Linked DNA regions of Mus musculus: region 2 is linked to region 1. The links are chromatin loops, found by intact Hi-C in ENCODE. Cell type or tissue: left cerebral cortex. All regions are shown on one strand. Links, peaks and the distances in the headings refer to the core of each region. The heading gives the core; the rest is flanking DNA.

Region 1 (8,019 bases), core at 1,044-6,043:
ACCAAAATGTGTGAAAGCAAGTTCAGGGCCGAAACTGGAGCTCAATAGAATGCATGAAGCTCTAGTATCCTCAGCATCCCATAAACTGGGCTTGGCGGTGCGCACTTGTAGTACCAGCACTCAGAAGGCAGAGGCAGGTGGATCTCTGTGAGTCAGTCTGGTCTATACAGTAAGCAAGTGGCTGTGAGCTGAGGTACTTCACAGGTGCCAGGCCCTGACCACAACTAGGAGGGGCTAGCCTCAGACTTGAGCAGGTGGGTCAGATGAGGGAACAGCTAGATGGGAGTGCTGGCTGGGGCAGAACAGGACAAGAGTGGGGCTAAGGAGGTCTGTCACTGTGAGAATAGTAGTAGTAGTAGTAGTAGTAGTAGTAGTAGTAGTAGTAGCAGTAGTAGTAGTAGTAATAGCAGCAGCAGCGGTAGTAGTCCAGATGATTGGCAGATATGACTCAAATTGTGAGGATTGTCTGAAAAAGCCAAGTCAGGAAAGAAGTGGCCAGAGGGGAAGGGAAAGTCCTAAGGGGTCAGAAAGAGGCACAGCCAGTTGTTTGGCCAGTCTGGTTTTGTTTGTTTGTTTGTTTTTTGCCCCGCTTGCTCTGGTTGCTATATCTAAGTACACAGTAGATGTCTCCAGAAGAGGGTGTCAGATCTTATTACGGATGGTTGTGAGCCACCATGTGGTTGCTGAATTGAACTCAAGACCTCTGGAAGAGTAACCAGTGTTCTTAACCACTGAGCCATCTCTCCAGCCCCCAAAAAACTATCTTAAGGTGGCAAAATCATGCCCCTGCCAGAGCACGAGACAAATCATGGTTAGCTGCTGCGGACAGTCTGAAGCAGCCCCATATCCCACACCTGGGATTAACAAAAACATATTCACCTACCATTTCTGTGTTTTAAAGAAATCAAAGTTCTCACTACATGTGGTGAGGTGGGAGGCAGAGACAGGAGAGTCTTGTAGAAGCTTGAGGGCCAGCCAGCTTGGGAACAGACACCCTGCCTCAAACCAAGGAGGAAAGAGAGGACCAATGCCCAAGGCTGTCCTCTGATCCTCAGAGTGTTCTGTGGCAGTCACAAACCTGTCCTCACATACACGTGAATATATACACACTCATCATACACACACATGCACAAAAATAAGTGCATGAGTCAATACAAATATAAAAAAAGAAAGAGAGGGGCTGGTGAGATGGCTCAGTGGGTAAGAGCACCCGACTGCTCTTCCAAAGGTCCAGAGTTCAAATCCCAGCAACCACATGGTGGCTCACAACCATCTGTAATGAGATCTGACTCCCTCTTCTGGAGTGTCTGAAGACAGCTACTGTGCACTTACATATAATAAATAAATAAATCTTAAAAAAAAAAAAAGAAAGAGAGAACTCATGGAACGGAGCTGTGGATGGTACCAGGCAGTAGTGACCGCATCATGCACGTCCCACCCCAGCAGCCTAGTCCAGCTCGTCTAAAAGAAAACAAAAACCCATGAAACTGATTACAATGTGCCATGACCTCACCCCAGCTTCCTATGCAGCAGAAGCAAGTCGCACAGTATCTGAGAGAGGCTTCTAGAACCGCAGCCTCTGCTGACCAGCTGGAGAGGCTGTCCTGTGCTGTCTTGTGGTACTGCGGCATAAGGCCCAGCAAAGGTTTCTCCCAAAGGTCTTCTCTTGCCTCCCTGTGATGTTCTTCACAGAGACAGCAAGGGCTGTGGGGAGACAGTGACTGTGACTGCAGAGGAACCGAGTGGAGAGGAGGTAGCAGCAGGCTCGGGTCACAGAGCTTTCAGGGAGAGGCCAGTGCCCAGGAGCAGAACACGTGGATGTTAGACCACCCAGAGTGACAACAGCTATTTGGGCCACATCTTCTGGGATGAAGAAGAAGGAAACTTGCTGTGGGGCTGCTTGTCCTCACTTTCTTTGACAAGCTCATCTAGCCTGCAGCTGAGGAAGCCCCTGGTATTAGAACTTACTCCTTTGGGATTCCAGTGGAAGACCAGCATCTCTTTAGGAATCCCGTAGTTATATATGATTTATTAGAGTGGCTCACAGGCTGTGCTCTGGAGAGTTCAACAATGGCAGTCTCACAGTGGAAAGGCTAAGAATCCTATAGTTGTCTGCCAGGCTGCAGTTCCAATCCGGTGCTGGTCCAAATTTAGGGTGTGTTTCCCTATCTTAAGTGATTGATCAAGAAAACCCCCCATACAGGCATGCCTAGTTGCTTGAGGTTTAGTTGATTTTAGATATAGTTAAGTTCACAGCTAAGGTTAGCCATCACATTCAGTAAATTCTTTTTTTCTATAATTTCTTTGTCTGGAAAAGTCTCAAGTGTCTTTTCTTATAAACACACCTGACCCTCCCTAGCCTAAGAAAGCAGGAGATGTCTGTCTGTCTGTCTGTCTGTCTGTCTGTCTGACTGACTTGGAAGTTCTTGCCTTTTCTGGTCTGCTCAAACAACCTTCTGTTGGGAAAGCTCTGCCCCAGAGTGTCAAAGAGGTAGGATTCAGCTGGACAAGAAACAGGAAGCTGCGTCAGGACCCGCCTTCCACACTGGGCAGTCAAACTGCGGATCTGAACGGAAGACTGTTGACTTGGTGACCTGCCCAGGCAGCCCAGCCGGGGGATCCTGAGATGACACCGAGCGAACTCTTGTGACCTGGGCTTTAAAAGTGCATTCGCAATTGGTTGTCTGTATGTCCCCTTACTCACCTAGGCCTGGCACTTAGTAGGGACTCCTCAGACATCTGTCACTTGATTGAGCCAGGGAGTAAAGTGAGACGCCCTTCACACTCCCAGGTTCATCCCTGGCCTGTGCTGCGAACCAGCAAACTAGGCCACATGCCTGACCCAGTTTTTCCAGTGCAACCTGCCAAGCCCCGGGGGCAGCAGTGGGTCCAGAGCCAGCATCCGTGGTGAGTCAGGAGCTTCTCTGCTGCCGCCTGGGACAGAGGCCTTCCAGACTCGCCCAGCTACATTCAGCTGGAGGGGAAAGGGGCCTTTTTAGGGTAGCTGGAAGCGGGACTCCGTGCAGCACTGCCCCCTAGTGGCCATGGGGAAGCTTACAGGGCTTAGGAAGCGGGTCCCAAGATGATCCCCAACGTTGAGTGTGCCACTAGCTGGTGTGAGTGTGCTACTTTAAAAACTTGGATGGATGGACACACTTTTATGTTTTTTCAGCTTGTCAGAATTTGAATTACAAAAAAACAAAACACAAAACAAACCCCCACAAGCTATGATGATCTCGTTGGCAGTCATTTCCCAAGTCCCTCCATTGCCCTTGATAGCTGGCAAAGGCAAGCACGGGTTTGCTCCTCACCCCACCAGTATAATATTTTTATTGATTATCTGGGAATTTCACATAACGCACTCCAAGCACATGCTTCCCAGTCCTCTCAGGCCCATTGCTCCCACCCTGGTATCTTACCGGAAGGAGGAGGAGGAGAAAAAGAAAGAAAAAAAAGAGAAAAAAAATACTAAGTCCATTGTGTTGTCCATATCCTCACTGGAGCATGGTCTAACTTCCAGTGGATAGCCCCTTAAAGAAAATGGAGTCCTTCCCCACACCGCCAGAAGCCATCAGCTGTGGAGAGCGCCACTTCAGCCCCCTTACGACAATTTTTGAGAGTTCTCTTCCCTGGTTTCCTGTCGAGACTGTTTCTTTTGGGGGGGGAAGGGAGAGGTTGTCACAGAAGCCTTCTATGTCTTTCTCAACTGAAGCACAAATTCTTTTATTCCAATTTTAATTACTTTAAACTCTTTATTATTTGTGAATGTAAAGTTGTGGGGGGAGGTATAGACTGTGTAGGAAGTTATGTGGTGTGTGTGTTGGGGCCATTATCACCATTTTTGAGCCAAGTGTGAAGCAAGCTTCATTACATGCTGGCCTGGATGATGGACATTAGCCAGGTCCGTATCCGGGATTCCCATTTGGTCACTGGTTGTGTTCGTCAAAGGCCTTACTAAAGCAAAAGCTACAAGGCCACATACTTCCTGCCGTCACCCAATCAGGGACAAGCACACATCCTGGCATACTTCCTGTCTATGTCCCGCCCACCTACATGTGATCAAGCACATCTTGTGTGGTTGATGCAACCAAGCTTGTTTATAGAAGTAAAAACATGTGACTTGTTATTTCGCATGTACAGCAGTTCCCAGCATTCCAGGAAGTATATCTTGGGCAAGTGGGGCTTACAGGTTAAAGGCATTTTTGTTTTATAGATCTCTTATTACAGTAATCTAAACTTAAAACTTCCCTTCAGCCATCATAGTAGGCATGTGCTATGGTGCCTATGTAAAGGTCAGAGGACAACTCTGTAGAGTTGACTCTTTCTGACTTTATGTCGTCACCAGGTTTGCATGTCAGGGGCCTCTACACCTTGAGCCATCTCGCTAGCCATTCCAATCAATTAGTAATATTAACGCTCAGATCATACAGTACACAGTGGTTAGAAAATGAACACCTGCTGGGCAGTGGTGGTGCACGCCTTTAATCCCAGCACTTGGGAGGCAGAGGCAGGTGGATTTCTGAGTTCAAGGCCAGCCTGGTCTACAGAGTAAGTTCCAGGACAGCCAGGGCTATACAGAGAAACCCTGTCTTGAAAAACAAAAAACAAAAAACAAAACACACAAAAAAAAAAAAAAGAAAAGAAAAAAAGAAAACGAACACCTCTGGAAGTGCTGGGCGAAGACTGCAGGGTCAGGGTGGAGCTGAGCCTCCAGGCCCAGTCAAGGTGTCCAAGCGCGATGAATGGAGACCATAGATGTGAAAGACAGACAAGGGTCAGACTTAGTCAGCCGGTCTGGGAGGAATGAAGTTATCCCAGGGGACACCTGCCCCTCACTGTGGCTATCTGGACTGTTAAATGGCATCCAGGGGACAGGCATACCCCCTAGGAACTGTATGTTAGGAGAAGGAAATGGTGGGATCCTGGAATCGGATGGCTTTGCCAGATCTGAACCAGAGACTGCTTAGTCATCATAGTTGTTGCCTTCTATTTAAACAGCATCCTCTTGCAAGGACCCTGAAGGTAGATTTGGGAGGCCATTGGATCTCTTGGTCTCTTTTCCCAATGTGACCACATTGATTACTGTAGTGCCAGGGAAATGTTACTGACCCCCCCCCCCCAAAAAAAAAAATAAAACAGACAGGAGCCAATCTGATGCAACTCACAGCAGGGTCTTTATTCTATTCGTGCTAGCTTGAGCCCCTCCAATGTACCACTGTCACGCAGGACGGTTTTGGTGGTGGGAGAGCCCCGAATGTCTATTAGGACAGGGCTTTATAGTAAGCAACCAGCAGGGAGTACGTGTGCAAGCATCTAATTGGAAAGCTCCTGTGGCCTTTAACGTAATTGGCTGGTGCTGGGAGTCAGAACATAAACTTAATTTCTGCTCCCCTCTGCATTGGTAGTCACTAGGTAGAAGGTGGGCTTGTAACCTGGGGTGCAGGTTTGTTGGGGGAATAACCTGGAGACCCTGGTCTTGTTGGGGGTGTAACCTGGAGATGCTGGTCTTGTTGGGGATTAGTGTAGAGACCAGAGCTAGGCTCAGGTTTTGTTGGGGGATAACTTGGAAACTAACGCTAAGAATTGGCCTGTTAGTTTACCTGAGTTCAAACTTCGGTCAGGTTCTCTAAATGGAGTTTGAACTTAAAAGCTTTGGCCTCTCACTTACACCTCCTTTTTCTGTTTTCCCTATTAATTTGGCTTTTAATTGGTTCGTGGAGAACATGAGACTGCACCTGGCTTCCCATCACCCAACAGGGTAGCCAGGGCACAAGCTTTGAACCTAATTCCTGCACTAAGATGATAGGTCGGAGGAGGCTGTTGCCATGGGAGCGTGGAGTGTCTTCCTCTTTATGGGGGCCAACGGGTGCTGCTTGTGCATTTTGTTAAGTTCTCACAGCTGGTTTCCTGATGTGATTTGAACATGCTCATGAGTTATTTTGATAAGTTTAAAGTTGGCACTTTTAAATTTGTCTTTTCTTGTCTGTCTTTTAATTTTTTGTTCGTTTTTTCAAGACAGGGTTTCTCTGTGTAGCCCTGGCTGTCCTGAAACTCACTTTGTAGACCAGGCTGGCCTCAAATTCAGAAATCTGCCTCCCTCTGCCTCCCGAGTGCTGGGATTAAAGGCATGTGCCACCACTGTGCAGCTTAAAATGTTTCTTTTTGAGATTTATTTATTTTATATTTATGAGTGTTTTGCCTGCATGTATGTCTACGAGCCAGGTATGTGCCTGGTGCCCAAGGAGGTCAGAAGAGGATGTTGATCCCCTGGCACTGGAGTTACAGATGGTTGTGAGTCACCATGTGGGTGCTGGGATCTGACCCAGGTCCTCTGGAAGAGCAGCCATTGCTGAGCTGTCTCTCCAGCAGGAATAACTTATTATCTATCACCTGTGCTCTGAGGGCAGCTGTCTACATGCCCAACAAGGTATAGACCATCTTGCCTCTGTGTTTGCATTCAAAATGGAGTCAGATGCTGCTTGTAAAATGGGTTATCTCAGAGCAAGGCACAGCCTGTAAAATAAACACCATTTTAGGGGCTGGAGAGGTGGTTCAGCAGTTAAGGGCACTGGGGTTTGTAGGGTATAGAGTTTGTGGGGTGTGTGTGGGTATGTGTGTGAGGTATGCGTGTGGGAGATGAGATATGTGTGGAGGGTGTGTGTGGGTTTGTGGGTGTTTGTGGGATGTGTGTGTGTGCGTGTGCGTGTGCGTGTATGCATGCCTGCCTGATGCACGTGTGGAGGGCAGAGGACAACTCTATGGAGTTGGTTCTCTCTGTCACCTTTACATGTGTTTCCAGGATCCGACTCAGGCCCTTGGGCCTACATGATGAATGTGTTTACTTCCTGGGCACCTTCACTAGATGGGCCGTCTCACAGGTTCTCTTTTAGGTTTTGTCTCTTTGGTTTTGTGTAATACACACAAGGTCTACCCATGTTGTAGTATGTGTGGGTAACCCATCCCTTTTGGGAGCGAGGGAAAATGCCAGGGACTGAGTCTACTGCCACATAGATATTATAGGCAGGTGCTCTACCATTGAGCTATATTGTCAGCCTTGGCTTATTCTTTTTTATGGCTGAGTAATATTTCATTATGTAGATTCATCACAATTTGTTTCTTCCCTTTATTGTAGCTTGACTACAAAATGTCTTGGTAGTGAAGGTTTCATTCATAGATGGTGGGACTATTTTGGGAAGTGGTAGAAACTTTAGGAGGTTGGGTTTAGAAAGCAGGCCACTCATGGAATGCCCAGAAAGATATGCTCTGGTACTATGTGCCAAAGAAAATCCTCCCTGCTTTTGAAAGTTGTTTTTCTCAAGTAGTAATTGCATCACTTATCCATTGACAAGATGTTTGAATTACTATTCTCCATCATTGGAGTGCTGTGAGCAGTGCTGTTGCAAACATCTGTAGAGTCATTTTAGTTTTTTTTTTTTTTTTTTTTTTTTTGGAGGCAGGGTCTCTCGATGCAGCCCTGACTGTCCTGAAGCTCTCTATGTAAACCAGAGTGCCCTCGAATTCACATAGATCCACCTATCTCTGCCTTCTGCGTGCTGGGATTAAATGGGTGTGCCACTAAATCCTCTCTGGAAGCTTTGGAACTGGCCTTGAGGTGTTGCCTGGACATGGGACCCAGTTATCCTAAGGGAGGAACCAAGCTGGACATTTTGATTGCATGAACCAAGAAGCCTATATCTTCCAGAGAAACCCACACTCTGAGGAGCTAAAGCTGTGTGCCTCTAGTACTGGTCTGGTGCTGGAACCTGGAAGGTTCCCAGGCAGCTGCTGGTCCTTAGTCCACCATGAAAGCTTTTCCTGCAATCCACAGAGAAGCCAGCAGCAGTGGCTAGAGGGAAAGAGAGGTGGTCAAGAGAGCAGAGGTCGCCACAGTCTTCCTCCTCACGCACTGTTAATCTGGGCGGCATCCAGAAGGTGGGGTCCACCGCTTGGTCATCTTTTCCCATCAACCAAGGCCATCAATCAAGGCTATCAGAACAGTTCTTCAGGTGGGGCTTCTTA
Region 2 (8,019 bases), core at 1,498-6,497, 200 kb before region 1:
CCTCTTCTGGCCTCCCTGGGTACCCACACACACGTGCACATACATTCACAGATACACATCCTTACACATAAATAAGACACCTTTACTTTCTATGTACTACACTACACTTTTCTATGCTTGTACTATCTTTCTTCCAGTGTTCTTATAGCTATGCTATATCTCTTCTGAGACCACACAGTAAGATTTTTGCCTCAGTTAGAATTTACTCAAGAAAAATAAAAAAATCTGTTCACATTGTGTGTGTGTGTACCTACAGGCTATCAATTTTTTTCCTTCTTCATCATCATCATCATTTTTGATGACAGAGCCTTACTTTGTAGCAGGCTGGCCTGGAACTCGACATGTAGACCAGGCTAGCCTCAAATTTACAATTGCCTCTGCTTCCTGAATGCTGGGAATGAAGGTATACACCACCATACCCAGCAAAAGCTGTACTTCTAAATAGCCAAAAGCAAAACACAAATGATCATCAACAGATAAATGAGCAAACAAGTTGTGCTATATTCATACAATGGGACACTAAACAGAATAAAACAGGAGGAACCTTGAGATAAACCAACCACTAACACAATACAATTACAGCAATTATGCTGAACTAAAAATAAAAACCTTTATTTCATTTATTTAAAATGCAAACTAATTACATTAACAAAGCAAATCAATTATTACAAAGGAGCCAAGGGAAAGACACGGGGTAAGAAGGGATGGGGACGGCAAAGGAATACAAGGCTGACATTCAATAGAAGTGCATGTTGTCTACCAATTGAGCCCATTAGTGAACAAGCCAGTGCAATATTCATCAACAACCAGGAAAAGGGAACTAACATGTGTGACAATACAAGAGTGTCAAAATTCTTTTCCTAACTTAAGGGAGGTAACAAAATAAGGGTAGTATTAACTGCAGAAAGGAAACTTTCTGGGCTGAATATATTCTTAAGTCTTAAACTAGTCGTATATGTTAATTATAAAAAAATAAATTTCATTTAGATTAAAGGTGTATGTTTAGGTTGTCAGTACAAAAATAACACTTCAAAGTAAACTCTGAGGAGGTCCAGTGACCAGCCCAAATCGGGATCCATCTCAAAGGCAGGCTCAAAGGCCTGACACTATTACTGATGCTATGATGTACAGACAGAAGCCTAGCATGGCTGCCTTCCGAGAGGCCCAAAAAGCAGCAAGACACAGATATTTATACCCAATCAGTGGACTGAAGTTGGGGACCCCTGGGGTTGAATTAGGGAAAAGCTAGAAGAAGCTGAGGAGGAGGGTGACCCCATAGGAAGACCAGCAGTTTCATCTAATCCAGACCCTGAGATCTCTTAGACACTGAGCCGCCAACCAGGCAGCATACACTAGCTGATATGAGGCCCTGGACACATATACAGCAGAGGACTGCCTGGTCTTGCCTCAGTGAGAGAAGACACACTAACCCTCTAGAGACTTGGGGTGGGTTGGAGGTGGAGACATCCTTTTGAAAACTGGGGGAGGGGCGTATGGGAGGAGGAACTGTTGGTGGGCGGACCAGGAGGGGGATAACAACTGGACTAAAAAAAAGAAAAAGATTAAAGATAATTTTAAAAACAAGTAAACTCTAAGCTGATGAGCTGGCTCAGTAAGTAAAGGCACTGCTGTCAGTAGAAGCCTGACAACGGGAGGTCAATCCCTAGGACCCAGTGGTGGGAAGAAAGAACCAACTCCTACAAGTTACCCTCTGACCTCTTCCTATATGCTGTGCTATGCACACATCCTCCCATACAATAAATACGTCAATGTAATTTTTCTGTTGTTTTGAGATAGGGTCTTTCTATGTAGGCTTGGTTGAGATTAGCCTGCCTCTGAGATCCACCTGCCTCTGTATCCTGAGTACTAGGATTAAAGGCATGCACCACAACCATCCAGCTACAAATATAATTTTTTAAAAAGTCACCTTTGTTAACACAGTAGGTTTACTATAATTTAAAAACAAACAATAATGAGTGTCATCAACAATGGAGAAATACCAAAACACCAATACACTGCTAATGGAAATATTAAATGATACAGTAACTTTAATAGTATTATTTGTAGAAATCCTCAAACAGAAACCACACTGAACGTCTACCATCCACTACCTGGCTCAGCAGTAAGGAACAGTTACAGAAGCCTGAGCACCTGAGTTCAATCCTCGGAACCCATATAAAGGTGGACGGAGAAGAGAAACGCCACAGGCTCTCCCCTCATCTCCAGACGTGCCACTGCGAGTGCAGGCACACCCTACCCCCATTATGCAGACATAAAAAGAAAGTAAGGAATAAAGAAACTACAAACTTCCAAAAATTTTTTACACAATGTAATTCAAATACAACATGACTTGTGACATACAACTAAAATTCTAGCTAGTATTACAGTTGAAGGAGGAGGATTGTTTTAGGATTTAGAGACCAGGCAGGACAATAGCGTAAAAATCTTGTCTCAAAAAACAAATGAATAACCTACAGCTGGTTAGGTATTTGCTATCCAAGACCAGAAACCTGAGTTTCCTCTGATTTTCATATGCACACACAAACAATTTAAAATTTTTAAAATATATTTTTAAGAGAAAGCACATAGAAAGAGTCAAATAATTGCTTAAAAAATTAAGTTCTCAGAAAAAGATCAGAGACAGTTACAGTCTTTCTTTCAAAAGCCCAGAATTCACTTCCTTTACCTCCATAGCCTCCTGAGCGACCTCTGGCATGTGTGACTGAGGAACCAGTTGTACGAGCCCTGTAATTAGTTCTGCTGTACTGCTCTGAGTTTCAGGGCCCTGTTTTCTTGGATTCTGTAGGAGAAAAACAAACTTCAGTTTTGCTTTTAATAACTGTATTTATTATTTATATATTATTTATTATTTATATGCATGTGTGTAGACAGGACATGGGTGCAGGTGGCCATGGAGGCAGAAGAGTGTTGGCTTCCTTGGAGCTGGAGCTACAGTCAGTAGTGATCTGCCTGCCTGTGTCTGGGAACCAAAGGCAGGCACTTTGGAAAAAGCAGAAAGTACTTAAGCACTGAGCCATCTCTCCGGCCCCGTCAATCTTCACATTCTGGGTTGGGGGGGTGGGGGTGGTTTTGTTTTTTAAGACAGAGTTTCTCTACATAGCCCTCACTGTCCCAGATCTCACTCTAGACCAGGCTGGTCATGAACTCAAAGATCCACTTACCTGTTATCCAAGAGCAACGTTAGCTAAAAGATATTTAAGTTGGACCAGGCATGACAAAAGTCTTTAAAGAGACCATTCTAACACAGTGCAGAGAAATGATTGGGGAATGTAAGAAATGGTAGTAGCTGGGAACACATAGAGTGACAGGAACCAGGACAAAGATGGTACAAACACAAGACACAATCAAATTACTTCAACAAGATCCCATGATGGAGACCATCTTTACATTTCTCCTAGTAACTAAGGTTTAGAATTTATGTGTACAATATTGTTTTACTTTCCTGGGTTACTGAGGAAAGTCACTTAACCACTAGATGGCAGCAAAGAAAGCACTGTCCATGAAGCTAGGCAGCTGTCCTGGGTAGTGACAATTAGCCTATCAAAGGAAACCCCACCCACCCTCTCAACTCCCCCAAACACAAAACAAAGCCCACAAAACGCAGGAGTAGGCCGGGGGTGGAGCTTTTGCCTGCTTTACAAAACTACCTGATTCTGGTTCAATCATCCTCATCAAGGGAAGTAAAAAGGATTCCATAACTCTTGGAAGACAGCAAATTTTACTTAAAAACTATTTTCCCTCAAACAATTCAACCCTTGTTCTTCAAACAATAACCTATTTAACATGAAAATCACTGGTGACCCTGGTTCACTGGTGAACATAAAACTGCAGCCAAGTAAACAGAGTAACCCTAGCATCCTGTAGCAAGCACAGTGAGATGTCACCACAGTTCATGCCACACACCCGAGAAACCAAAAGAACAAAGTTAATTTTCAGAGTCCACTAACAAAATTTTTAAAACTTTTCCAAACTAAAGATTTAACTGTTTATTCTATTAAACTCTCAAATTTGGGTGGACTTTTCAAAAAACACAAAAAGATAATAGGTCTTCTTTTGGGGTAACCCATACTTTAGGAACTTCATCCACTCTGGCTCTATTATCTCTCATTATCAGAAAAACTATTCATATGTAAATATTTTTTAAAATTCTAGAGTGGAGGCATGACAGTACATTTCTGTAATTCCAGCACTCAGCAACATCTAGTTCAAGGCCAGCCTGGGATACCCAACAAATCTGAGGTCAGTATGTCATACATAATAAATTCAATGCCAACCTAGTATACACAGCAAGATTTTGTCTCAAAAATCAAACAAAAACACGTGTGTGCACACACACTCAAAACGTGGGGTTCATAGAATTCTTGAAACCACAGCCACTTAGTCATGAATGCCTTCATTTTAGTAATTTGAAGAGCATAGCTGCAAAACCATAAAGCACCAAAGGATGAGCCTGACACTGAGTAAAGCAGAAGGCTTTACCTGATGGTCTAGAGACTTGATAGGCCTAGTGTAGCCTCCCCCAAGCCTGAAGCAAGCTGAGCCAGACCTTGACTTTGCTATGCCACTAAGGAGATCACCTAGGGTGGAGCCTGCCTCCCTGGATCACTCTGCTGTTCAGCCACTGCCTCTGCTGCTACCTGCTGGGAGTCCGCCTACACGTGGTCACCTGCAGCTCGGCTCCAAGGATGATTTGGCAGGAATGGGCTTCCCCCCTCCTTTATAAAGCGTGTCTGCCATTAAAAATTTGAGCCTTGATCAGAATACTGTCTTGGTTCCATATCTCTCTCTTGTCCACCTAGTTTCCCTCTTCTTTTTCAGTTCCAGGCTGCCTCCCAGGCTCGAACCCAGACATGAGAGCAGCAGGCCGACCCCAACAGTCTAGGACTATAGAGACTTGATAAAAGTTAAACAGACCATCCTGTGAACAATTCAAACTGTTTTACTTGGACAGTAAGAATGCTAACGCTAACTGTATCTTACTAAAAATAGCAGTAACTAATTTTATTGCTTACTATACACTACGAATTGTTCCTAAAAGCCTTACACAATCTATTTCACTCTTAATGGTCTCTCTGAGGTAGGAACTATATTACTGCCTACCTTTTCAGATGAGAAGCCTAAGGTGCCGAGACTAAGTAAAGCAGTCCTTCCCCAGAGCCTGTGCTTTTAATCCTTTACTCTCACCTGGTTACACTATTTACATCAGTTCTTTATTACTCTGTGCACCAAAGTGAAGCTCTCAGGAATATAATACCATTTGCGGGAATAAAAAGCAGAGCTATGGCAATAACTGGATACTAACCACTCTCATTTTAACTTTCTCTTCTAATATGGTTACAGGCAGAGCCAATGATAATAGAAGGCTGATCAAAGGAACACACAGGGAGCTAGCTATAGAAGTTAACTCGCTTAGCAATAGCAAAAAGAGTGAGCAGTTCAGATGCTGAGCACACCGATTTTACAGTCATTTGTCCCACCTGACCCCAGAAATAGGTCTGATTATAATGCAGAACAAGGGCAAATGATGCTACTATGGACAGTTCAATGCGGAGGGAACGGTTAGAAAATGTGATCTAAGTATATTAGAATTCCTGGAATTGGCTTTCTTAGCAATGTTTTAGAGGTTACTCATAATTTAAATGTATTTTGGCCTTTCAGTTCAAATAGATTAGTGGAATAATTTCAAAGCATTTCATTAAAAATACTTACACAAAGCAAAAGCTTTGGGTCTGCATGAATCAGTTTCACCATGGACAAAAGAAGACATTTGTAGCTCCTTGTCTCTAGGTCTGTAGGCTTTTCTTTAAATTTAAGGCTTGTTACCTTTTCTTTAAAGGTGAGACTCTAATAACAAATCAAAAACATGGCATCACCTTAGAAACAATCAGACATCAGATTCAGAATAATAGCTATACTTTATAAAAGAAATTATTTAAAATGCTTTGAAAAAAAACATTTCATACCACCAAATGTATGATACTGGTAGAAACATAAGCTAACAAGCATACATTTAATATTGCATTTTTTAAAAATGTTTTATAGCATTTATATCATTCTTATATAACAATCTAGTAATATATAATAATAATAATAATAATCTAAAACACTAGAGGCATAATATCAAGTTGACTCTTGGGTTCAAAAACTGGTTCTCAAATATGAAAATAGTAAGAGGAAAAATAATGTATCTATATCACACATGAATATACATACTAGAGAATTCAAATTAGCAAATACTTATATCACATGCACATACACAAATACACTATACACTGTAAGATGCATCACTTGGCTGGACTAAAAGAAATGAAAAACTATTGTGAATCCTCGATATCACACAAAGGAAAATAAACATCCACTTTCAGATAGAAGTAAAGGTATGTTCTTTTTTTTTTAAATATTTATTATTATTACGTATTTTCCTCAGTTACATTTAGAATGCTATCCCAAAAGTCTCCCATACCCTCCCCCCCACTTCCCTACCCACCCATTCCCATTTTTTGGCCCTGGCATTCCCCTGTACTGGAGCATATAAAGTTTGCGTGTCCAATGGGCCTCTCTTTCCAGTGATGGCCGACTAGGCCATCTTTTGATGCATATGCAGCTAGAGACAAGAGCTCTGGGGTACTGGTTAGTTCATAGTGTTGTTGCACCTACAGGGTTGCAGATCTCTTTAGCTCCTTGGATACTTTCTCTAGCTCCTCCATTGGGGGCCCTGTGCTCCATCCAATAGCTGACTGTGAGCATCTACTTATGTGTTTGCTAGGCCCCGGCCTAGTCTCACAAGAGACAGCTATATCAGGGTCCTTTCAGCAAAATCTTGCTAGTGTATGCAATGGTGTCATCGTTTGGAGGCTAATTATGGGATGGATCTCTGGATATATCACATGCACATACACAAATACACTATACACTGTAAGATGCATCACTTGGCTGGACTAAAAGAAATGAAAAACTATTGTGAATCCTCGATATCACACAAAGAAATGAAAAACTATTGTGAATCCTCGATATCACACAAAGGAAAATAAACATCCACTTTCAGATAGAAGTAAAGGTATGTTCTTTAGAGCTGCTGAAACAGTCTCTGTAGGCAACTCTGCAGTCATGGCTTTAGTTAGGAACTTGCTCTTTTATTTTGACGGCATTTCCTCTTTAAGTTAATAGAATGCATGCATTTGTCTTTTTGCCTAAGAATATTCATAAAACAGAACTCTGGTGAAAATGTAGTTCAATTACAGAGATAGTATAGATCAACATAATTCCGAATGTTAGTCGATTTAAAAAAAAATCTAACAATTGCATTCTTGATTCACTGTCGCTCTATCCCTCTCCAGTCTATTTCCTTTAACTAACACACACAGACACACACAGACACACACACACACACACACACAATCTACTTTTGACCTGGATGCCTACAGTGAGTACATAGAAAGATACAGGGATGGCAGACTATGAAGCCTTTATTCAACCATAGCAAATGTCTCTGTAGACAGGCTATTTTCTTTTAACAACTGAAGATGACTATATCTATATCACCCAACACACACAGTGCTCAAGTTTTAAGCATTTAAGAAATGAAATATCCAAACTCTCCAACACTAAAGGAAATGTTTGTCAGATGTATTTAATAAGTTCTGTGGAATGTTTGCTCTATAGATATGTGTGTGTGCTTGCATGTGCATGCATGTGTATGTTTCAAGGTCTAATAGGAAATCAAGGTGAAGCCTTTTACTGAACAAACTCACTATGATGTGACGGAGAGTGACATGGCACTGCACAGGAAGTACACAGTCAGAGGACAACCAGCAATACATAATACATCTGATTCAGTAATTGTTTTTTAAGTAATTTTTGGTTTAATGTCAGGTACTAACATGTAAATTTTGCTCTATAGTATAATTGACTAGTAGGAAATCTAAACTTGAGAAAGTCCAATTACCTCTTTCAATCTAATGGCCATTAGTGGGTTATATAAAGTCAGGAACAATCAGC

The links. Hi-C counts contacts between places; a loop is a spot of excess contacts. Peaks named below come from ENCODE experiments on the same cell type or tissue, not always from the same donor. Only the 100,000 strongest peaks of a DNase experiment are listed, where the experiment ranks them.
Region 2: a loop joins it to region 1, with 2.6 times the contacts of the local background. A loop is called at or near these places in 3 of 42 quality-filtered maps.

The regions. Positions count from the first base shown.
Region 1 is chr11:79,219,640-79,227,658 of GRCm38, reverse strand. Gm30470 (a long non-coding RNA gene) reads right to left here and starts at 2,974. Exons shown (of 3, transcript XR_880030.1): 1 at 2,705-2,974. In left cerebral cortex, for the core only: a CTCF peak has its summit at 3,036 (motif pointing left); DNase peaks (open chromatin) are centred at 2,576, 2,940 and 4,020; H3K27ac peaks cover 483 bases.
Region 2 is chr11:79,423,359-79,431,377 of GRCm38, reverse strand. It overlaps Nf1 (neurofibromin 1), which reads right to left. Exons shown (of 58, transcript NM_010897.2): 13 at 5,731-5,865; 14 at 2,687-2,800. Among named protein-coding and RNA genes, the nearest start is that of AU040972, 57 kb to the left of the region's middle. In left cerebral cortex, for the core only: a CTCF peak has its summit at 3,483 (motif pointing right); a DNase peak (open chromatin) is centred at 3,502.